Regions from separate parts of the Mus musculus genome. Here all the other regions are linked to region 2. The links are chromatin loops, found by intact Hi-C in ENCODE. Cell type or tissue: heart. All regions are shown on one strand. Region 1 holds the start of Stim1 (stromal interaction molecule 1). Region 2 overlaps Stim1 (stromal interaction molecule 1). Region 3 overlaps Stim1 (stromal interaction molecule 1).

Evidence for each region. Hi-C counts contacts between places; a loop is a spot of excess contacts. Peaks named below come from ENCODE experiments on the same cell type or tissue, not always from the same donor. Only the 100,000 strongest peaks of a DNase experiment are listed, where the experiment ranks them.
Region 1: it touches region 2 in a loop (6-fold over the local background); 8 of 42 quality-filtered maps call a loop at or near these places.
Region 3: a loop joins it to region 2, with 2.0 times the contacts of the local background. A loop is called at or near these places in 2 of 42 quality-filtered maps.

Annotation. Positions count from the first base shown.
Region 1 is chr7:102,262,270-102,270,269 of GRCm38, reverse strand. It overlaps Stim1 (stromal interaction molecule 1), which reads right to left and starts at 2,451. Exons shown (of 12, transcript NM_009287.5): 1 at 1,717-2,451. The coding sequence starts at 1,855. In heart, a CTCF peak has its summit at 3,075; DNase peaks (open chromatin) are centred at 2,359, 3,009 and 3,469; H3K4me3 peaks cover 2,439 bases; H3K27ac peaks cover 1,421 bases; H3K27me3 peaks cover 1,614 bases.
Region 2 is chr7:102,334,472-102,342,471 of GRCm38, reverse strand. The region is part of intron 1 of Stim1 (stromal interaction molecule 1); the gene reads right to left. Among named protein-coding and RNA genes, the nearest start is that of Stim1, 71 kb to the right of the region's middle. In heart, no CTCF peak of the experiment used is centred here; a DNase peak (open chromatin) is centred at 4,351.
Region 3 is chr7:102,384,777-102,392,776 of GRCm38, reverse strand. Stim1 (stromal interaction molecule 1) reads right to left here. Exons shown (of 12, transcript NM_009287.5): 3 at 6,576-6,690. Among named protein-coding and RNA genes, the nearest start is that of Rrm1, 53 kb to the left of the region's middle. In heart, no CTCF peak of the experiment used is centred here; a DNase peak (open chromatin) is centred at 3,476.

The DNA.
Region 1 (8,000 bases), 72 kb after region 2:
TAGGCATTCCTAACACATAGAGTCCCTGAGACTTTCCTCCCTGGAATATAATTACTACAACGATGGAAGCCAATTTCTGAACTAAGAGGAAATAAAGATGAAAAGAGAGGCCTTTATGGCGTAATCTAAACAGTCAGTCCTCAAAGATAGGACGTTTGAGGAATGTCTCCACAGACTCATCCTGAGGGATTCCTGAGGAATGCTGGAATGCTTCTCTACCTTAGGCAAAACACACACACACACACGACCTACAGTCAACTTCCTAAAGGCTTGCTAATGCCTAAAACTCGAAGCTGCATTCTTTTAGTTTAGATCTGACATACCAAACAGCTCTCAGAAAGATTGATTTTATGTCATACACACATATTCTGAAGTGAAAACAAGAGGATAAATGATCAATTATAAACCAGGATGTCTGTCACTGGGACTGCAGAAAGACTACTCAGGGTTACTTCACAGTTCAACCAATTTTTCCATTCATAGCCCAATGGGGGGAAACAAATTTAAGCTAAGTTTCAGAGGCCTAGGAGATTTCCTATGGAGATGCAGGAATGACCAATCCTAAAAGCAACAGCCCTAACTCCATGCTTGTATAAGGGACAGTCCTGGCCTCACCTACAAATCAGCCCTTGAAACACCTAAAATTTCAGACAACCAAGTCAAAAAAGCTGAAAGAGGGCAGCCCAAGAAAAAGTCTACCACTAATGCAATCCATAAAAGACTTCACCGCCATATTTTATATTCTTTCCCTGCTTGTATCAGCAGATACCCACTGAGACATCCCCTCTCTGAACTTGCCTATCCTCAAACACCCTAACTAGTCTTCTGTCCCCAACCCTTCAGGCTACAGTCTGGGGCAGATTGTAGTGACAGGGTGTGAAAAACAGAAAAAGAGAACTGGTGAGCTTCTAAACTTTGTGTAAATTAATTGTATTTTTTTTAAAGGTTCCTTTCTACTGCAAAAGTATTGGCCAGAGCTACTACTGCTAAACAAAGCTCTGTAAGTATACAGGGAAAATAAGGACAGATTAAAAATAATAACATGGAATCCTTACTCTCATCAGTCAGAAGAAACGGATTAAGTCAACAAGTGGTCCCAGGATTTTTTATTACCGAGAAGTCAAGAAAGGGCCATTTAAGTCCCTAGTGGTAAACAGGATTCCATCTAAGGACTTGCTTTGATATTTCACATGGGCACAAGCAAAAGACAGATTTCCTAAGGGAAAGGAGGGACTACGGTGGTTCTCACGGTGGTTAGAACAGAAAGGCACACCTGAACACCAAGCTGTAGAAAAACAGACCCAGCCCTGCCCTGATCTTCCCTGCCCATCCCGAGTGGCCTCAACCCACCATTGCCACACACCCCCTTATACCTCAAGTGATAAAACTGGCTAAAAGGAATTTTAACATCTGAGAAGGCTACTCTTCCAGACAAGAAGTCCTGAATGGGGCCTCAACCTTACTGATCTAAAAAGTCAAGGTGTCCCCATGAGGCTTCTCACTACCTTCCGGAGGAGGGATAAGGAAAGTTGCTCTGGGGAAATACTAACATTAGGCATGACTACTACACGAAAGAACTTCTTGGACTACTGAGACTACACAGTGTTATGGTGTATCTCACATGTGCGGAGATTCCAACGTGCCCACTTCGGGCCACTCAGTCTTGAGTCAATCAAGCCCCCAGCCCAGTCCAGCCCGCCGCAAGGCCTTCTTTACCTGCTTCGGTAGACTCTTCAGAAGTCGCCCCGGAGCTAGCTCCTGTATTCTTTTCACTGTGACTATGGCTGAGACTCTGGCCCTGATGCAGAAGGAGCCCCCAAAGAAGCCACAGGGCAAGACGGGCGCACACATCCATGACGGTAGGTCTCAGTCAACATGCGCCTGCTGTAGACACCTTTGGATCCCAGAAGCAAATCCCAGAGTCAGGGAGTGCAGCCGACGGTTCCAAAGCAAGATGCCCTCGCGGCGCCGCAGCTGTCCAGCCACCTGCGGGCTTACCTCCTCCGATAAGCGAAGGTCAAGTGCCCCAAGTTTGGACGCAGAAGGATCGGAGTCTCCGGTCCAACTGTAGGTCCGCCGGGGCTGCGGCGGCGGCCTGAGCTCTATCTGCTTCCGGAGAGTTTGAGCAGGGTGGCTGCGGGGCCGCTGTCAGCTCCGCAGCCTGCTGCACCCCTGCGGGAGGAGGCGGGCAGAATCTCCCGCCCGCACTGAGGTGGGGGAGGGAGAGAAGAGAGGAGAGAAGGGGGGCACCTGACCTCGCCCCGAGAAACAGCGGTGAGCCTCAGCAGCTAGGGCTTCGGCGTGCGACCTACAGGCCCCAGCAGACACGGATGTCTCCGGGATCCTAAGACTCCTAGGCCGAGGTCAGCGCCCCCGCCGGGTCCGGTACCTCTGCGGCTCCTGGTGCCCCGGTGCAGCAGGCGGACGCGCACGGGCCAGGCCCGGGACAGCGGCTCCCGGGAGGGCGGGAGGGCGGGAGGGCGGCACGGGGCGGGCCCGAAGTGGGCGGGGGCGTGCTCTACCGCCGGCCCGCCCCGCGCCGCCCGGCCCCCAGCGAAGCCCGGGCCCGCCCCAGAGCCGGCTTATCCCGGAATAACCTGTTGGAGAGCGCCCGCCAGAGCCCCCCGCAACTGGCGGGGTCTCTTGGGGACCCTGCCTGCGCTGGTGGTCGTCAGGACCGCGGCCCCGCGACAAGGATGGGGCCTCGGCCTCTGCCGTGCGCACCCCAGCCTCCAGCTCTAACGCCCGCCCGCAGGCGGGCCCCTGACACGCAGTTGCTCAGGTAACTCAGGCCTGCGGCGGCGGTGACAGCTACTGCCCTGTCCGGATCTCCGGGCCGCAGCGCTGCTCTCCGGACTCCACTGTAAAGTCAGGTTGGACAGAAACTCCGCACTAGGATGACAAACCTGGAGCCGCCTGGGGTGACTATGGTCCTGCTAGGTTTGGCCAAGGGGCGCGCTCCCAGCCCCCAACTCCCGACTCCCAGGCTCCGCCCTTTCGACGCGCCTCGCAGCCAATCGGCTTCCGCCTCTCAATAACCCGCGCCTCCGGTCTCCCGTACGCAGCGGTCCCTGGTGGCCACATCTAAGTACTGCAAAAGGACTAGTTCCTAGGTGGCCCTGACCCTTTCTAGAGGGTTACTGAAGGGAAGGGAAGCCCCTAGTCAAGCCCTTTAGAGGCTACAAGTGTTTAAAGAAGAAATTGTTCCAAAAAGCAGAATGAAATGCCCATCCCACTGTAGGTAAAACGTCACCTGTACGTAGCCTAACAGGTCTATCTGCTTTCCTAACACCCTGCCCGTCCCTGATCTACATCCTATGCCCTTGTGTAGCTCTTGCAACCCACCTCTCAGGCCCCACCCTCTTGAGGTTTGTGGGGTAAAGCCCGTGATGGTTCCTCCCATCTCATTCTCCTATCTCTCTGATTCCGTTAGAGGAGATGGTAGCGACTTGAGAATAAGTGCCCCAAAAACAGAGAACCCCGCCCAGGCTTCCTTTAGCAAAGCCTATACTTCCTGTTCTCTTCTCAAGCGTACTGTCAGCAGATCTTTACCGAAACCTCCGTGCCCTACCCCTGTCCTTGGCACCGGAGGCAGGAGACTGGATTAGGCCCAGTCCCTCTTCTGACAGTGATAAACCAGCTCCTGTTATGAGTGAGCCCTTTGAAGACCAGAACACGGATTTGCCCAACAGCTGCCTGGCTTAAGGGTTAGGCTGTTGATATAAAAATACATGTCAGACGTCATCTACTATCACTCTCTCCACTCTGTTAATCTCCCATCACACTGGCCTTTTTTTTTTTTCTTGTGGTGTGTGTGTGTACACTTTTACAATATCAAACCCAGAACCTCAGACACGATAAACAAGCACTCTATTCGCCACGCTAAACATGGACCTTCAGGAAGTTCCCAAACACATCAAACAGGCTTCAGAGCATTTGTGTCTGTTGTTTCTTCTACCGAAAACCTTCCTCACCCTACTTCCCCACCCGCTCCCCACCAATAAACTTAACCTCTTGTTATTCTAGATATTGTTGAATAACTCCTTAGAAGGTTCAACCTAAGGCTGACAATATGGTTTAGTGGGTAAAGAAGCTCACCACAAGCCGGGCGCGGTGGCGCATGCCTTTGATCCCAGCACTCGGGAGGCAGAGGCAGGCAGATTTCTGAGTTCGAGGCCAGCCTGGTCTACAGAGTGAGTTCCAGGACAGCCAGGGCTACACAGAGAAACCCTGTCTCAAAGAAAGGCAGACAGAAAGACAGGAAGGAGGGAGGGAGGGAGCAAGGAAAGAAGGAAGGAGGGAGGGAGCAAGGAAAGAAGGAAGGAGGGAGGGAGCAAGGAAAGAAGGAAGGAGGGAGGGAGGGAAGGAAGCTACTATCTGTATCACCTTCAAAGCCAGTCTACAGAGTTAGGCCCTAAATATAGCCACTCCTCCCACTATCGTGTGGTTGTGAGTTTTCAGAGGTCTCTGAGATGTACACCTGCACATCATAAATACTTAGTGAAAAGCTTACTGGTAAATGTTAGTTCATTTGATCACACAAATATCTATTGAATGACAGCCATATGCTGGAAAATTGGCCAAAACAAAAGGCGAACCCCTGACCTAGATTCTATCAGACCTATGTTCTGAGCCAGCTCTCAAACTCAAGTCACAAAATGAACAAGTAGGCAATGATGTGACTAAGTCTTAGGTAGGAGTGATAGGGGTGGGGACTACAGACTGGAAATCAATCGGGCAGAAAGGTGGACACAGCATCAACAGATTGTGGCCAAAAAAGGATAGAGACCTTTTAGGATTCAGACCCAGGACAAACAGCTGAGGTGAATGTTTAACATACCAAAGTGGACCTGGCCTCCAGGTTCTCCCGGTATCCCTCAGTGCCTACCTGACATAAGACTCCCTGTACCCAGGGGCTGGGCTTCCCCTCCCCTGAGTGCTCTTTCCTATTAAGTGCAGACATTTTAGTCTCTCTTGCTCTCCTTCTCACTCCCTATCCCTGCATTTTCTCTCTCCCTGCATATGAATGCTCTTCCTCTTACCCCCCTTCTCTGTCCCCCTCCCCTAGGTGACTTCCCTGGCCTCGTTCCATGGGACCAGTGAACCCACCTGAGAGTGGCTTCCCATTAAACCTGCTTTGATATACTTAAATTTGACTTGAATAGGCTCATTTCACTGGCAGAGAATAACGTATCAAGGAGTTGGAGAAATGGCTCAGTAGCTAAGAGTGCATGAGCTCTTTCAGAGGACCCACATCAGGTCTGCCATAACCACCTGAATGTCCAGCTCCAGGGGGATCCAGTGCCCTACACACACACACACACACACACACACACACACACACCCTGCATACACACACACACACAACTAAAAATAATCTCAGAGAACTGGGAGGGCTAAGTTACAGCTGAGAGGAACAGGGCTTGCCTCCCATGCCAAGGCCCTGGCTTCAATTCTGAGCACGGCGAAAAGTAATTAATTTTTTAAAAATTGGCATTTGTACAACACAGAAAAACTTAGAGTAGAAAAGGGATAGAAATATAGCTTATGAGTATTTGCCTTGCAAGCACAAGGCTCTAGGTTTGGTACCAATGCCCCCATCCCCTTCCCCCACAAACACAGTAAGTAGGTTTTGTTGGGCATTGTAAGTCATGCCATTTAAGAAGTTGAACCAGGGGCTGGAGACATGGATCAGCAGTTAGGAGCACTAACTGTGCTTCCAAAGGACCTGAATTCAATTCCCAACACAATATGGCAGCTCACAACTCTAACTCCAAGACCTAACACCCTCACACAGACATAAATGTAGACAAAACACTAATGCACATAAAAAATAAAAGTCGGGGGCCTGGAGTGATGGCTCAGTGGCTAAGAGCACTGACTGCTTTTCCGGAGATCATGAGTTCATTCCTGGGCAACCACATGGTGGATCACAGCAATCTGTAATGGGATCTGATGTCCTCCTCTGGTGTGTCTAAAGACAGCGACAGTGTGCTCATATACATAAAATAAATAATTCTTAAAATTAAATAAATAAATAAATAAATAAATAAAAGTGGTTGTTTGCCTATCCATGTCACGATTACGAGGTGTGGCCTTGTTGGAAGAAATTTATCACCCTGGGGTGGCCTTTGAGGGGCTTATGCTCAGGCTCTGCCTAATATAGAAGAGAGTCTCCTCCTGGCTGTCTGAGGAAGAGTCTCCTGCTTGCCTTCAGATCAAGATCTACAACACCATGTCTGCCTGGAATGCTGCCATGCTTCCCGACATGATGATAATAGATGATCTGTAACTTACTCTGAAACTGTTAGCCAGCCCCAATTAAATGTTTTCCTTTATAAGAGTTTCCATAGTCGGTGGGGCAGTGGTGGCACACGCCTTTAATCCCAGCACTTGGGAGGCAGAGGCAGGTGGATTTCTGAGTTCGAGGCCAGCTTGGTCTACAAAGTGAGTTCTAGGACAGCCAGGGCTACACAGAAAAACCCTGTCTCAAAAAACCAAAAGGAAAAAAAAAAAAAAAAAAGGAGTGCCATAGTCATGGTATCTCTTCATAACAATGGAAACCCTAAGGCACTGAACCCTAAATTCAATGCCAGGCCTAGCTACTCAGTGAGTTCTAGGCCATCTGGTACAGAGGTAGAGCCTGTCTCAATTAATGTCTGCATGAGTGTAATCCTAGCAACCTGCCAGCCCCTTTGGAGGCTGAAGCAGAAAGATCAGGAGTTTGAGATCAGCCTGGGCCACATAGTGGAACCTGTCTCAGAAAGAAAAAGAGGTCATACATAATCCATCACTGGGGCGGTAGAAGCAGAAGAATGAGGAGTTCAAGGCCGGCCTCAGCAACACAGTGAATTTGAGGCTAGCCTGAACTATATGTATCAAAATCTTAAAAGAAAAAGAAAAAGAAACTTTAAGAGGAAATCATGAATGCAGTCCCCTGCTACCATAACTTGAGTTTCCATATCTGGGAAAGCAGGTAAGTGCTACTACTGCTACTATGACTGCTATTGTACATGTGTGTGCCTCTGTGTGTGCACGCCCAGATGCACGCAAGTACTCACAGAGGTCACAAGAGGGCATCAGACTCCCTGGAGCTGGAGTTCCAGTAGTTTTTTGAGCCACCTGATGTGGATGCTAAGAATTCAGACCCTCTTAACCAAAGAGGAGGTGGTGTGTGCTAACCACTGAGCCATCTCTCCAGCTCCAATGTCTTTAAGTATTGTGAAAATAACTTGTGCTTCATGTTCTTCTTGTGTTCCTTTACATGCAACTAACTTTAAAGCCCAGCTATGGATCCTTAGTGTAAGCACGAGGATCTGGTGTGTTAGTGTGCCTGTAACAGTGCTGCTAGGGACGTTAAAAACAAGTGGATTCCTGGGACTCATTAAGCCAGCCAAACTAGCATATTTGGCAAGCTCCTGGCTAATGAGAGACCTTGTCTCAATGAACAAAACAAACAAGCAAACAAACAAAACCCACAGTGGATGACTCCTGAAGAATGACACCCAAATCTGATTTCTGATCTACAAACACATACATACACACACACACACACACACACACACATACACATGCACACACACACACACACACACACACATATACACATGCACACACACACACGCACACACACACACACACTCGCGCAAGGCGAGGGATAAAATATGTAATGCAGTGGTACAGCACATGCTTTGCTTGTGTGACACTTGACTTTGATACTCAGTATCAGGAAAATCAACCTTGTATAGGCAATTTAAAATACACCTATAGCCTGTGTTAACCACTCTGGCCTTGTTTATCACATCAGCCTAAGCCACTCCAGTTTTGTTAAGAAGTCAAGCATGAAAGAGCAAAGAAATGCATCTTGGACAAAGTTTCTCTTAAAAAATAACTAGATCACTTTTCTTAACTGCCCCATGATCTCTACAGGAGTGTAAGTGCACCAGCTTGACACAGAAAGTTTTGGTCTCAATGGGTCTGGTGGAGCAAGCCTGTAAGCC
Region 2 (8,000 bases):
AAAGGGCCATTCTTAATTGTACTGCAGGATTCTTTCATTTATCATACTAGCCCAAGTAATTGCTTAACCTTTTGGAGGAACTATTTTTTGTAGCTATAAAATATAAAACAATTTTCTATTTAAGATTATGCAAGCAAACCACAGTCCATGGATAAAACTAAAATTAGCTTGTCTTGAGTTAGTATTTTAATTTTGTTTTATTTTGTTTTTCAGACAGGTCTCACTATGTAGTTCTAACTGGCCTGGAACTCTTATGTAGATCAGACTGGCTTTAAAAAGTTCATCAAAAAATCAGAGTTCTGCCTGCCAATTAGCTCATTCTTTTATTTTAATAATTATGTATTTTTATTTTATGAATATTTTGCCTGAATGTATGTATGTGTACCATGCATGTGCCTAGTGTTTGTGGTAGTCAGAGGGTCAAAACAATGGAACTGGAGTTACATATGGTTGTGAGTTCCCATGTAGATGCTGAAAAATCTGAGTCCTCTGGAAGAAAAAAAAGCGCTGTTAACCACTGAGGTTAACAACCTCTTAGGTTCTCCTCTTGAGACTCATTTTCTCTTAAAAAGAGCTAAGGATATACTTAAGTAATAAAGAGACACCAGGACCTGGGTTAGCTCCCACTACTGCAAATAAATACATATTTTTTAATTCAACTGAGCTCTTTTTTTTATTAGATATTTTCTTTATTTACACTTCAAATGTTATCCCCTTTCCTAGTTATCCCTCCAAAAATCCCTATCCCTTTCCCCCTCCCCCTGCTGACCAACCCACCACTCCTGCTTCCTGGCCCTGGCATTCCTCTATACTGGGGCATAGAACATTCGCAGGACCAAGGGCCTCTCCTCCCACTGATGACCAACTGGGCCATCCTCTGCAACATATGCAGCTAGAGTCATGAGTCCCGACATGTGTTTTCTTTGATTGGTGGTTTAGTCCCTGGGATCTCTGGGAGAACTGCTTAGTTCATATTGTTGTTCCTCCTATGGGGCTGCAAACCCCTTCAGTTCCTTAGGTACTTTCTCTAGCTCCTTCATTGGGGACCCTGTGCTCCGTCCAATGGATGACTGTGAGCATGCACAAATGGACAATGTGCAGAGAGTGAGAGACCTAAATAGGATGGCTACATCAAACCCCTCCTCTCATGGCTCAGGAACTATATAGAAGACGAGGCTGAAAGACTGTAAGAGTCAGAGAGGATGGATAACACCAAGGAAACAGTGTCTTCCAAACACAACAGGACTGGTGCACATCTGAACTTCCACTGACTACAGGAGCTTGCATAAGGCCCAAGACAAATGGGTCCCAGAGCAGAGTAGAGGAGGTGGACATGAGCTACAACCCCAAGCAAAGAAGCCATCTCCAATCACAACCACTTGTAAAGGAAAAATTAAGTTTCTCCATTGGAGGCTCACTAGTTATATAAACCACACTTAGGGGCAGGTTCCATGCCCAGCAGTAGAAGGCCAATACAAAATGAACTCAATGTTTTTGGGGGAGATTTTTTTTTGTGTGTGTCTCATATTGCCTTGAGCATATTTTACCTTCCATGTCATTTGTGTATATATTATAGATTCTGATTTTGTGTTGTTATGGGTGTGTGTATGTGTGCCTATATGTGTGTGTGTTTTCTTTCTTTCTTTTTTATTCTGCTTTGTTTGTTGTATTTGCCTGTTGATTTTCTTTTCTTCCTTTTTTTTTTTTTTAAAGATTTATTTCATGAGTACACTGCCACTATCATGACAGACCTGAAGAGGGCATCAGATCCCATTACAGATGGTTGTGAGCCACCATGTGGTTGCTGGGAACTGAACTCAGGACCTCTCTCCAGAGAGAGAGCCCAGCCTGTTGATTTTCTAAAGAGAGAAAAAGCAGTCAGAGTTGGATAGCTAAGCAGATGGAGAGAATCTGAGAAGAGTTGGAGAAAGGGGAAACCATGATTATAATATATTGCATGAAAAAAATCTATTTCCAATAAAATTTTTTTAATAGAATAAGTGGGGGGGCTGGAGAGATGGCTCAGTGGTTAAGAGCACTGACTGCTCTTCGAAAGGTCCTGAGTTCAAATCCCAGCAACCACATGGTGGCTCACAACCATCTGTAATGAGATCTGATGCCCTCTTCTGGGGTGTCTGAAGACAGTGACAGTATACTTACATATAAATAAATAAATCTTTAAAAAAATAGAATAAATGGAAAAATATCAAGGAACAAATAAAACACAACTTTCCATCTATTCCTCTTTTCCCTACAACTTACACAATCATACCCTATGATTTGATTTAAAAAAAACAGATTGTCATCATATACAAAATTCACATCAAATAAATTCATCAAATGATCATCCTCACATACACAGTGCTGGCCTACATAAGACCCTATGTAAGAAAAAGTGCTATATAGTATCATAATAGAAAATTATTAAGTTAGTCAGAGTAACGCCCATCTGGAATCCCAGCATTCAGGAAATCGAGGCAGAAAGTTCAGGAGTTTCAAGGCCAGTCTGAGCCACATAAGACCCTATCTCAAAAAGCAGAAACGAGCCGGACGAGGTAGCGCACTCCTTTAACCCCAGCACTCGGGAGGCAGAGGCAGGCGCATTTCTGAGTTCAAGGCCAACCTGGTCTACAAAGTGAGTTCCAGGACAGCCGGGGCTACACAGAGAAACCCTGTCTCGAAAAAAAAACAAAAAACAAGCAAAAAAAAAAAAAAAAAAAAGCAGAAACAATAAATAACAACTATTATTTAATTGTATTTTTCTAATTAGATTCCTTTAGTTCAACGACCACATCCATTACACCATTATACTTCCGATGCCCACAAGCTGTCAAACTGGTAAAAATTTCTTGAATAAGAGTCTATGCATTTGAATACTAGACTGGCCATATTCAGTAGCAATTTTAGGACCACGAGCAAGAGATTTGTCTAAATCTTAGTTTATATGTTAAATGAAGTCACAATCTTTGCCTTGAGGGGCTGGGTGAGAAGCAAATGGTGTTAATGTCATCCCTCTGCACACCAGACTGCTGTGTGACAGATGGGACCCAGGAATCCACTAGTCACTGTATTACCCACACAGTGCACTGCTGAACCCCAGAGATATTTGTGAGATGGTATTTTCTGAATATTTAGTCTATGACAGGAAGGAAACAGAATATTGGAATTATCTTTAACATTTCTGTCTTGCCTGTCTCTCTTTCTACTACCTCCTCTTCTCCCTCCCTCTCTCTTCCTGTTTTTCTCTTCTTTTCACTTTCAACAGTTTTGTGTAGAACAGCCTGGTTTCAAGCTTGCTATGTAGCTGAAGATGGCCTTGACTTACCCATCCTCCTCCGTCTACTCCCAAACCCTGGGATCACAGGCCTGCACTGCCGATGCCCAGCAAGCATTGTTTTAGCCTTTGCTATCTGCCTGCCGTGTTTGTTCTTGCTTGGATTCTGAGTTCCTATAAGAGCCACTATTCATTTGTTTGTTTGTTTATTTATTTATTTATTTATTTCCTCTTACTTTTCCACGTGTCTTAAACAAGAGTGCCTTCATCATACCTCTTTAGGCTGACTGTTTGGTCCTCGCCATTCTTTATTAGCTGCTAACATATCCTGCTTGTAATCCAGTTTCCTGACCTGCTGTACCTTTCCCAGGGCTAAAACAGCATTCCTGGTGACAGTTCCAGGCTATGTTTTCTCTGAGCAGTGGAGGCATGCTGCTGAGAAGTGGAAGACTTGGACCCAGGACTGGCTCTGCCACAGTCTGAATACGCAGGCGCGCGGGTAAGGTGCTTTTTCTCTGAGTCTTAGACTTCTCATCTTTAAAATGAGGAATGTTAACTAAATCAGTGGTTTCTAAGTGTCCATAAATTCTGTGTTCAAGTTTAAGCAAATTTGCCAGGCAGTGGTGGTGCACGCCTTTAATCCCAGCACTTGGGAGGCAGAGGCAGGAGGATTTCTGAGTTCGAGGCCAGCCTGGTCTACAGAGTGAGTTCCAGGACAGCCAGGACTACACAGAGAAATCCTGTCTCAAAAAACCAAGGAAGAAAGAAAGAAATAGAGAGAGGGAGAGGGAGAGGGAGAGGGAGAGGGAGAGGGAGAGGGAGAAAGTAAGTTAGTTTAAGCAAGTTTTTTCTTCTGGGGGGACTCTTGGTATCTGTATTAGTAAAACAAGTAGGTTGGCCTAGATAGAAACCAAATCTAACCTAAATATACTCTCATTCTTAGTGGTTTGTTTTTTTATTTTTTATTTTTTTTCCTTTCTGGAGATTTCTGACAGCTAACAGCATGGACAGGAAACCCTTGAACACTTCTAACTTGGCAAAGTTTCCTGCTCCCTCTGAACCTCGTCCCAGCCCATTTCCTGTGTTTACAGCCGCTGGGTTTTGTACTTAGTGACAGACCTGGCAGGTCATACTCTACTGGCGTCTCCACAACTTGTTACAAGGTAAAACAAAATGAGTGCCAAATTAGGAACCAGGAGGAAGGGTTTCAGTTTCAGCTATGTGACCTCCTCTGTCATACTTCAGCTTCCTCATCTGAAAAGACAGAAAGTTTAACTGTTACTTTTTGTTGTTGTTTGTTTGTTTGTTTTGGCCTTGATACTGGAAGATAAGAGAATTTGTCTTTCTATCCTCTTAGAATAACCCTCTGTTTAGCCTGTTTCTTCCATTCTCCATCTTGGAAAGAATTGAGAAGGCTCCATTTGCATTTTGTATATTGGACAATCTAAAAGGAAGAAAACAAGTCAAGCAGCCAGGTGTGGTGGCCCGCACCTATAACCCCAGCATTCAGAGATGGGTAGATTTCTGGAGTTCCAAGCTGGCCTGGTCTACATAGGGAGATCCACACTAATGAGGGCTACATCCTGAGACTATTCAAGTAAAAAGGAGAAAGAAGCAGCAGCAGGCTCAGCCATGACCAAACAGCTTTATAAGAATGCCAGCAGAGGGGCTAGAGAGATGGCTCAATGGTTAAGAGCACTGGCCTTCTTATGAAGGTCCTAAGTTCAAATCCCAGCAACCATCGGTGGCTCACAACTATCCGTAATGAGATCTGATGCCCTCTTCTGATGTATCTACAGACAGCTACAGTTTACTTAGGTATAATAATTAATAAAACCTTTGGGCCAGAGCGAGAGGGGCTAGAACGAGAGGGGCCAGAGCGAGTGGGCCCGAATTAAATTCCCAGCAACCATGATGACTCACAATTTTATTTTATTTTTTATATAAATAAAATAAAATAAGGGGAAAAAAAGAATGCCAGCAGAGAAGAATAAGGTGGAGAGCTGTTATCACAGAATTGCCCTACAAATTAACTCTGCGGTTGGTAACCATGTAGATACCAATATATAGTCATTCTTGTCAATATTCTGAAGACAGAGCCTTTAACCCCAGCATTTGCTGGACAGAGGCAGGCAGATTTCAGGGAATTCAAGACCAACCTGGTCTACATATTGAATTCTAGAATAGCAAGTGTTACATAAAGAGACTCTGGAGATAGACCAATATCCCAATAGCCCAGTTCCATCCTTGCTTCCAACATCTGTGTGGTCAGGAATTTAGTAGATTGGATCTCAAGGAGAAGATATGTAGAAATGCTCAACACCATTCCTGATTCTGTTCTCCTTTCTTCCTTTTCTCGTTTTTGCAATGCTTATCTGTGTATGTCTGTATCTATGTGTGGTTTGTGTGTGTGTGTATGTGTGTGTGTGTGTGTACACATGTGTGCACCCTGTATATGCATGCAGAGGCCACAGGAGAATCTCAGGTTTCTTTTTCTATTGTTCTCCACCTTATTTTTGAAGGCAGAATCTTTCACCCAACCGGACACTTGCTGTTTGAGCTAGGCTGGCTAGGCACATTTGTCTCTGTCCTCCTGCTTCAGTGCAGGGAGGTTACGAGCACACTCACTCATAGCCAGGGAGGTTACGAGCACACTCACTCATGGCCAGGGAGGTTACGAGCACACTCACTCATAGCCAGCGAGGTTATGAGCACACTCACTCATGGCCAGGGAGGTTACGAGCACACTCACTCATGGCCAGGGAGGTTACGAGCACACTCACTCATAGCCAGGGAGGTTACGAGCACACTCACTCATGGCCAGGGAGGTTACGAGCACACTCACTCATAGCCAGCGAGGTTACGAGCACACTCACTCATGGCCAGGGAGGTTACGAGCACACTCACTCATAGCCAGCGAGGTTACGAGCACACTCACTCATGGCCAGGGAGGTTACGAGCACACTCACTCATGGCCAGGGAGGTTACGAGCACACTCACTCATGGCCAGGGAGGTTACGAGCACACTCACTCATGGCCAGGGAGGTTACGAGCACACTCACTCATGGCCACATTTTACCTGGGTGCTAGGGATTCAGACCCAGGCCCTCTTGCTTCCTTAGCAAGTCTCCTTACATACTGAGTCCCCTTCTTAGCCCTTTCCTTTACAATGCTCTTAATCCTGTTCTTAGAAGTAAGTAAAATGATGCTGAAGTCTGTCTGTCCTGGAGCATGAACAAGTCATCTTGGTCACAGGACAGAATCTGGTTATGGCTTGAAAAAAACCTTTATGAAATAGTACTTAAGCCAGCCTGAGTTCAGAGTTCTAACCTCATGAGAGATAGGACCAGTTAAAGGTTTTCCCAGTAGTAATAGAATTTTCCCTGGACTTTGCAGAGCCAGAAAGTCTTAAATATAAGAAAACAGTAAAAAAAAAAAAAAAAAAAAAAAAAAAAAGGCAGTCTTGCCCTAGAGTTCGGTTCTTAGCCACAGCACTATACTACATTAAGGACTACCAGAAGAGCTTTTATACACATTTAACCATGGAGGCATGGTTTTAAAACTGCTGTCATAGCTGGGCACAGTAGACTATACTTGTAGTCTCAGCTACACCTCAGAGATTAGGTTGTAGAACTATTTGAGCCCAAAGGGTTAAAACTAGCATGAACAACACAGTGAGCCCTATTTCATGAATATACTAGGAATCGAACCCAGGCCCCTGTGCATGCTAGAGAAGTACTCTACAACAACCCTTGAGTTTTGGAGAAAAGATTTCCTTGTATATGCTAATCTTGAATTCATGATGAACCCCAGGCGAGCCCTGAACTCTCAAACTTCCTTCTAAATTCTGGGATCACGAGCATAGGTCACTATGTTTATCTAAAATTTATTTCTGTTTTATTACTTTTGATTTTGATTTTTTTTTTGAGATAGGACTTTATGTCTTCTAACTCTTGGTCTTTCCACACTCACTTTCCTGTCGTAGGATCAAAGGTATGTGCCACCATAACCAATGTTTGTCTTTTTTTTTTTTTTTTTTTTTTTTTTTTACAGTATTGGGAATTTGAACCCAAGCCAACAGGCATGCTAGGCAAATATTATACTGATAAGATACATCATCAGCCTTGAGACTTCATCTTTTAAAAAGGAAAAAAGAAAAGAAAAAAGAAATGCTTAACCAAGCTATGTGGTGGTGGCACACGCCTTTAATCCCAGCACTCGGGGCAGAGGCAGGCAGATCTCTTGAGTATGAAGTCAGCCTGGTCTACAGAGTTCCAGAACAGCCAGGGCTACACAGAGAAACCCAGTCTCAAAAAAAAAAAAAAAAAAAAAAAAAAAAAAGACGAGGGGGCTGGCAAGATGGCTCAGCGGTTAAGAGCACTGACTGCTCTTCCGAAGGTCCTGAGTTCAAATCCCTGCAACCACATGGTGGCTCACACCCACCCGTAATGAGATCTGACGCCCTCTTCTGGTGCATCTGAAGACAGCTACAGTGTACTTATGTATAATAATAAATAAATCTTTGGGCCTGAGTGAGCGAGGCCGACTGGAGAGAGCAGAAGTCCTAAAAATTCAATTCCCAACAACCACATGAAGGCTCACAACCATCTGTTCTGCTACAGTGTACCCATATACACAAAATAAATAAATAAACTTTAAAAAAAAGAGAAAGAAAGAAAGAAAGAAAGAAAGAAAGAAAGAAAGAAAGAAAGAAGGAAGGAAGGAA
Region 3 (8,000 bases), 50 kb before region 2:
CTATACCTGGAACCTGTAGGTGTGACTTAGCAGAGGGAAGTTTGGTCATTTATGGATATTAGAAGCCCAGATCACTTTATCATGCACTCCCTCTTTGCTTTCCAGTCACCGCAAAGTAAACAGTTTCCCTGCCAAGTGATCTCTGCCTGAATAGAACACCTTACAGACCAAAGGCAACAAGGCTTCTGAAATCAAGAGCCAAACAAAATCTTCCAAACAAAATGTATTCCTTTCCGTCTCTGCTCCCATCCAGGGACTGCCCCACCTGGGGATCCATCCTGTCTGCAAGCAACAGACACTGTTGCTGTTGGCAAGAGGTGCTTGCTAACAGGAACCTAGTGTGGCTGTACCTTGGGAGGTTCTGCCAGCAACTGACCAGTGCAGATATGGATGCTTGGAGCCACCATCAGACTGAGCTTGGGGATCCCGGTCAGGAGGAGCTGAGGGGCTTGCAACCCCACAGAAAGAACAATGTCGGCTGGCCAGACTGCCCAGTTCTCCCAAGGACTAGACCACTATGTACAGGGATGGATCCATGGCTCCAGATACATATGTATCAGAGGTTGGCCTTGCCTGACATCAATGGGAGGGGAAGCCCTTGGTCCTGTGGAGGTTTGATGTCCCAGAGTAGGGGGATGCTGTAGCAGTAGGGCTGGTGGGTAGGTGGGGGGGCACCCTCATAGAGGCAAGGGGAAGGGGGAGAGGGCTGTGGGATGGGGATTTGTGAAGGAGTAACTGGGAAGTGGAAGATCATTTGAGATGTAAACGAATGGAATGATTAATTAAAAAAGAGAAAGAAAAAGAAAAAATGTGTTCCTTTCTCGGTAAATGATAAACCAAGCAGCTAGAAACATAACCAAGGTTAAGTAGACTTAATATCATCAGCCAATGCCTTGATTGGCATTTTTACACTAGCCAATAGAATATTTGTACAGATGAGCATGTGCACATGAACAGACTATAAGTTAAGACATAAAAAGGAAAAAATATTTATAAACCAGTAAAGGTTTCAACTGAATGTGATAGTGTGCAACCATAATGTAAGCACTAGAGAAACTGAGGCAGGAAAATCATGGAGTTTGAGGGCCCTGGCTATATAGAAAGTTTCAGGCCAGATAACAGGTAATCCTAGCATTCAAAAGGCAGAGACTACAAATTTCTGGGGCAAGCCTGTAATACATAGTGAGTTTTAAGTGAGCACTGAGACACTGACTCAATGAACAAGGTGAAGAATGACCGAGGAAGACTTAAAATGTCAGCCTTGGGCCTCTACACACTTAATGCATATACCCACATACATATATATACAAACATGCATATAGATTCCTATCATGCACAGACATATGAAAAAGAAGATGATGAAGAAAGGATTCAAATCAGTGATTTCAGCCCTCATATTTAAAAGCTAGGGAAAAAAGGGGGGATGAACTATTTCACAGTCATGGGACACGGTGATTTATGCCTGCAATCCCAGCTCTTACTCAGGAAGTGAAAGCAGAATGATCAGGAGTTGAAAACCAGTCATGGCTACATGGCAGTTTGAGGCAAGCCTGAACTATAAGATGTTATCTTAAAGCAAACAAATGCCTAAGATTTAAAAGATACTCCACAAAAGAAGATATATGACTGACAACTTATGTACATGAAAAGATGCCCAGTATCACTAGTACTACTACACCATGCTAAAATTTAACAGACTGGTGACAACTAATATTTACAAGGAGACTGGGAGCGGAGGGTCTCATACACTACTGATGGGAATATCTAACACTGATAGTTTCTTGATACCTGCCATCCGATCTAGTCATTCCACTCCTACATGTTTTCCTAAGACACAGAATATGCATGTGACTCATACGGTCACTTCAGCTTTATTTGTAATAGAAACTTATGTAGCTCAAATGTCTAACAAGAAGTAAATGGACAAAACAATTGAAGTATATCTCTTCATTGTATTAATACTCAGTAATAAAAAAAGATGAGCTACTCATACATGTAAAATATGAATCTCAAAATGATTATGTTAAATGAAAGAGACTAAATTTTAAAGGGTATATATCATATAACTCTATTTAAATAAAATGCTAGCAAGTGTGAACTGAACTGGTCAGAAGGTAGTTCAGTAGTCATTGAGGGGGAGGAGAGATGACAGAAGATATGAGGTAATGAATACAGGCTGCCTTTACTGTGCAGTGGCTTCACAAATGTATACATATGGTAAAACAGAGACTACAATAAACTATAAATGTTTGTAATTTATATCAATATCATCTCATTAGCTCCCATGAAAAGCTGCTGAAATCAAGTTATGGCAGCAGCACAGATTTACATAAGAGCACAGCGGAAGGAGGATCAGAGAGGGTGTAATTTCCCAAGTAAGACCTTCCTTCTTCTAGTATATATTTAAAATAAGACATAAAATGACTCTGTTAAGTATTAGGTCACAACATAGATGACAATTTTGATTCAGTCATCAGGAAGAAAACTTACTAGGGGCTTTGCGGCTGGCTCCATGCAGGTAGCAAGCTTGGCACATGTGAGGGCCTGAATTTGAGCTCTAGCATGGGGGTGGGCTGGGGGGTGGGGAGGGGGACAACTCGGTGGTATGAAGGGGGAGTGAGTGCGTGCATCAGGTGCCACAGGCTTGTAACCCCAGCATTTGGGAGACAGAGAACCAGGAGGATCAACTAGCCTTAGTTACTTGAGGTGCTGCCCCAAGAGAGGGAAAGAGGGAGGGAATAAACAAATTTTCTTTTTCTTTAAAAAATGTAGCAACAACTAATAGAAAGGGGAGAGGGAGGAGGAGAAGGTGGGGTCCGTGGTAAAGTGCAAATGGCCTGGGAAGGCCCCGCTTTATAACCAACTTCAGACAGAATTGAGAGCAGAGCTGTGAGGAGCCATGATCTTACTCTGTGCTATCTCAAGTAACTACACATAGTTAGTGACAGGATTATATTCCATTGTTCCACTCAATCTCCTTGCCTCGTTTTCCACATCTGAAAACAGAGATAACTCAAAACCACAGTAGCAATACATATAAAGTTATCATGAGAAATGAAAGAACATAAAGAAAACACTTAGCACAGCGCTTAGCATGTGTGACGTACTATACATGTGTCAGAGTCGGTTCTGACTTGCTGCTGACTTTATTATTAAAACCCAGAGCTGGTTGATGAAGACTTTTCTGCTAAGATCTAAATAACACAGGAAAAGTGGGGGAGAGAAAGAAGGAGAGAGGGAGACAGAGAGAAAAGCAGAGAGACAGAGACAGACAGAGACACAGAGACAGAGAGAAAAAACACAAGGAAAAACAAACACTGATTTCCAACATTAGTCCGAGAATGTTAACAACATTAATCACACAAAAAGGCGTGACTCTCATTAGCCTGCCAATGTTCTGAACATAAATGACTAAAGCTGATATCTACACCAGTTAGCTATGTTCAGGCCAGCCAGTTTGAATTAATGCCAGAATAGCACACGCCTTTCATAGCTCTGGGAACTCACTCTAGAGAGAATAGGAGCCTTGCCCTAAATAATGAGGCAAATTATTGGGCACAGAAGATTCTTACTTTTAGTCTAGCAAACCTCCAGTCAACCAGTCCTGAAAAGGTACCGTCTATGACTCCATGGCAGTGAGGTTCTATGTTCTACTGATAAGGGCAAATGAGTCTCAGCCCCTTCTTAAAAACGTACTCCATTGTCTTCCATGTTCCTGTAATTTGAAATACACTGGAAGTGTTCCAAATAGTTGCTAAGTCCAGAAATAAAGTTCTGATCAGAAAATGGCCTGGGCTGTTCGCTCGCACTAGGATTCAGTCCTCCATCGCTGCCTTCCCTCCGCTACTCTCCTTTCTCAGTCACATTTGTTTGAGCTTGTAGGAAGGCCATGAACATGCTCCTCACCTCTTGCATTCTAAGTTCATACTTATAAAATCTACTCTTAAAAACTAAGCACCTTATCACCATGCTATTAGAAAATAAAAATAAAAATAAACAGACTGCTAGAAGATTTTTCCCTGGCAATTCTAATATAACATCAATATTAAAGTTCATGTCATTGCTTCATCTCTCTTCAGTAGACAGCCTGCATTGCTGTAAAGATACATTTAACTGCGGGAGGGTGTGTGTGTGTGTGTGTGTGTGTGTGTGTGTGTGTGTGTGTGGTGTGTGTGTATATGTGTGTGTATGTGTGTGTGTAGTGTGTATATGTGTATGTAGTGTGTGTGTGTGTATAGTGGTGTGTGTGTGTGTATATGTGTGTGTGTTTTGTGTGGTGTGTGTGTGTGTGTGTGGTGTGTGTATATGTGTGTGCATGTGTGTGTGTTTGTGTGGTGTGTATATGTGTGTGTATGTGTGTGTGTGTGGTGTGTGTGTGTGTGTGTATGTGTATGTGTGTGTATATGTGTGTGTATGTGTGTGTGGTGTGTGTGTGTGTGTGTGTGTGTGTCCCAGAAAGCTTTCTCCGACATGCTCCTTTACCTGCTCTTAAACTGATGAGACACTTAAGTGGCAGCAGCTGCTCCATTTCCTGCTGCGAATCTACTGAATCTAATGCTCTCTACCTACATAGGCATGTTTCCTCTCTGATTGAAATTCTATCGTTGCAGGTAAGACTCTGAATAAAAATAGAAACAGCCTCATTCTATTACAAGTAGTGTTGTCTGCCATCAGCTGACAAGGAAGTGCACTGATCGACAAGGATCAGAAGATCTACATCTAGTCCTGGCTCTCCTAAGTGCATGACAATGAACACATAATTTTATAAGCCAAGTCCTAAGTTTCCTCATCTAAAAACAAGGAAAATTAGAAACAGTGGCAGGTGCCTATAATCCCAGATGCTTACAAAGCTAAGATCCAAGAGTCTGAGGCCAACATGGGCAAAATAAGGAGACACTCAAAATTCTGAAGTCCTGGATAACTCAAGTTTAACCTTTCTTAACACCTTATACTGGTCAGGGTTTTTTTGAGTTTTTTGTTTTTGTTTGTTTGTTTGGGTTTTTGTTTTTGTTTTTTTGGTTTGTTTGTTTGTTTGTTTTTGTTTTGTTTTTTGGTCAACTTGATACAGCTAGAATTGTCTTAGGAGAGGGAACCTCAATTGAGAAAACTGTCTCCATAACATCAGCCTGCAGGTGGGCTTCTGGATCATTTTTAAATTAGTGATTGATGTGGGAGGGCACAGGCCACCGGAGTGATGCCCCCAAGGCAGGAGGTCCTGAATGGTCCGTGAAAGCAAACTGAACAAGCCATGAAGGGCAAGCCAGTAAGCAGCATTCCTTTACAGACTCTGCTTCAGGTCCTGCCTTGGCTTCTCCTGATGATGGACTAGAAGCCAAATTAACCCTTTCCTCCCCAAGTTGATTTTGGTCACAACAAGAGAAAGTAAACTAGGACACATCTCCTCTATAAGACCTTGGGAAAACGCTGTTTCCAATATCTGTCTGTCTGTCTGTCTGTCTGTCTGTCTGTCTGTCTACCTAGCCACTTACCTGTCTTAGAGACTGGGTTTCACAGACCCTAGACTGCCCTTGAACTTAGTGAGGATGATCTTAAACTTCTGGTCCTCCTGCCTCCACTTCCCAAGAGCTGGGATCACAGATGTGCACTACCACAGCTGGCTTCCAGTGTTGGAAAGCAAATTCAGGGCTTTGTTCATGAGACGCAAACCACTCACCAACTGAACTATAAGCTTCCAATCCTACTGAGATCTAAGGAAGCTCTGGCCATAGAGGTAAAAAAGGACGCTAAAGATCTATCACTTTCTTTCCTGTCAAGTGTCATAAACTAAACCTGGTCTTTTACTCAGGATTCTAAATAAAATGTTCCAGTGGAGGGAAACAAGTTTGTAGGATGTAGGAGCTTTATTACTCGAAGGGTCTAAAATTTTCACTGATAAATTCAACATGAGTCAGTAATGAGACCACTGAGGGCACTAGCACTTAATCAGGAAGTGACAGTATCTATTCCCAGGGCCCAGAGCCCAGAAGTTGGCAACACAGTTCAGCTCTATGTAAATCAAACCACATTTAGGACTCTGAGCCCAGCTCAAGGAGCTAAGAAAAATATTATAAAAATATTTACAAAAAGGACATCTAAATCAGAAAGAGCCTGAAATATTTTTATTCAAAGATGAAGGAATATGTAACTTGGCAGAGAGGAGTGGTGAAGGCAGAAGATTCAGGACCGGATCCACCTTTACTGCCACTCAACCTGTGGATCATTGGGACTCAGAAGAGGTGGAGTAGGCAGAGAGTACAGAACAGAGAACAGAGAACGGCAAGCTCCTCATCCCTGGGGAGGACATGGCAAGCTGGTAGATTTCTATGGAGGATTAGTGTGAGGACAGAAGTCGATAGGCTGGAATTCAAGACATCCTAATGAAGGACAACTTCAAATCCCTTTCCCAGCATGACTGTAATTTGGTCTTATTCCATGACTCTATAGAATGATTTCAGTAACTTACTTCTTGTTAAGCATTTTTTGTTGTCCATGTCCTTCTAAGGACAGTATCTATTCATCCTCTCTCTCTCTCTAAACCTTTAACAACCACAACCAACAACCCGGCTGCCTGTTACCTTCTGATGACTTCCACGCCTTCCACAGGTCCTCCACGCTGATAAGCTTATCCTCACCATGGAAGGTGCTATGTTTCACTGTTGGGTCATGGTAATTGAGGTCTTCCCTTAGGAACTGTAAGAGAAAAGCACACAAGTCACAGGAGATACTTGTGAACCAGCCCACCAAGATCTCCACAAGTCACTTGTCTCCAGCTATATATAACACAGTTCCAATGCACTACTTATAAACCCCACTCCTGTATCTTTCTATGTGAATGCCTCAGTTGCTGGTAAAAACAATTTTTCACTTAGTTACATGTTTCATATAAAAAAGACAAGTATGTTTGAATTCTTCCCTCACTATTATTATTATTATTATTATGTATTGAAAGAGTGACAGTGGACTCAACAAGCCACAAGGGAAACAAAGAAGAGTTAATGTTTAAAAAAATGTGCAGTCTGTCTGTGCATGCCTGTGCACACATGTACATTTGCAAATGTCACAGGCAACATTCACCTTACCTTTTGAGACAGGGTCTCACTGAACCTGGAAAATACTAATCTGGCTAGGCTGACTGGCCAGCAAGCCCCCAAAATCCACCTGTCCACCCACAGCAGCCCTGAAGTTACAGATATGTGCTGCAGTGCTCGACTTTTTATATGGATGCTGGGGATTAACACTCGGGTCCTCACAACTGTGTGACAGGCACTGTACCAACTGAGCTAGGTTCCCAGTAGCTCCAACTCTAGTTTGTCTGGTTGGTGTTTTTTGTTTGGTTGTTTAATATAGTCAAAGTCTTATAAAGCCCAGGCTAACCTGGAATGTCGTATGTACCTGAGGATGACTCTGGACTCTTTTTTGTGGGGAGGGGAGTAAAAATAGGGAGAGGAAAGAGTGAAAGAAAGGAAGAAGAAAGAAAAACAATGACTCAAGAGAAAGAAAGAGAGAGAAAGAGAGAGAGAGAGAAAGAGAGAGAAAGGAAGGAAGGAAGGAAGGAAGGAAGGAAGGAAGGAAGGAAGGAAGGAAGGAAGGAAGGGAGAATGAGAACTAATGAAGTTTTATGTAAACTGTTCTATTTCAAATGTAATTTAAATTTATATCTCTGTGTGTACTTGAGTACATGAGAGAGCAGAGACATCAGATCCCCCTGAGCTGGAATTAACAACTCAGGAGACCTCTAGAAGAGCAATGTATTCCTTTAACTACCATTTTTCCAGCCCTGAAATGTGGAGGGAATCATGTTCTACTTGAAACTGAGGATAATATCAATTGCCAATATCAGTGTGGAAAAGGAACCTGCAGGCCCAAGAGTTGGTGCTTAAGGAGCTAATGAAGGGCTCAAGCCTTGTCCTCTTTGCTCCACTCCTGGGTTCACACACAGGCACAACAAGATGGCTGAGCCAAACAGCAGTTGCCCCTCCCCAAGTGCATGTGCTGTCCGC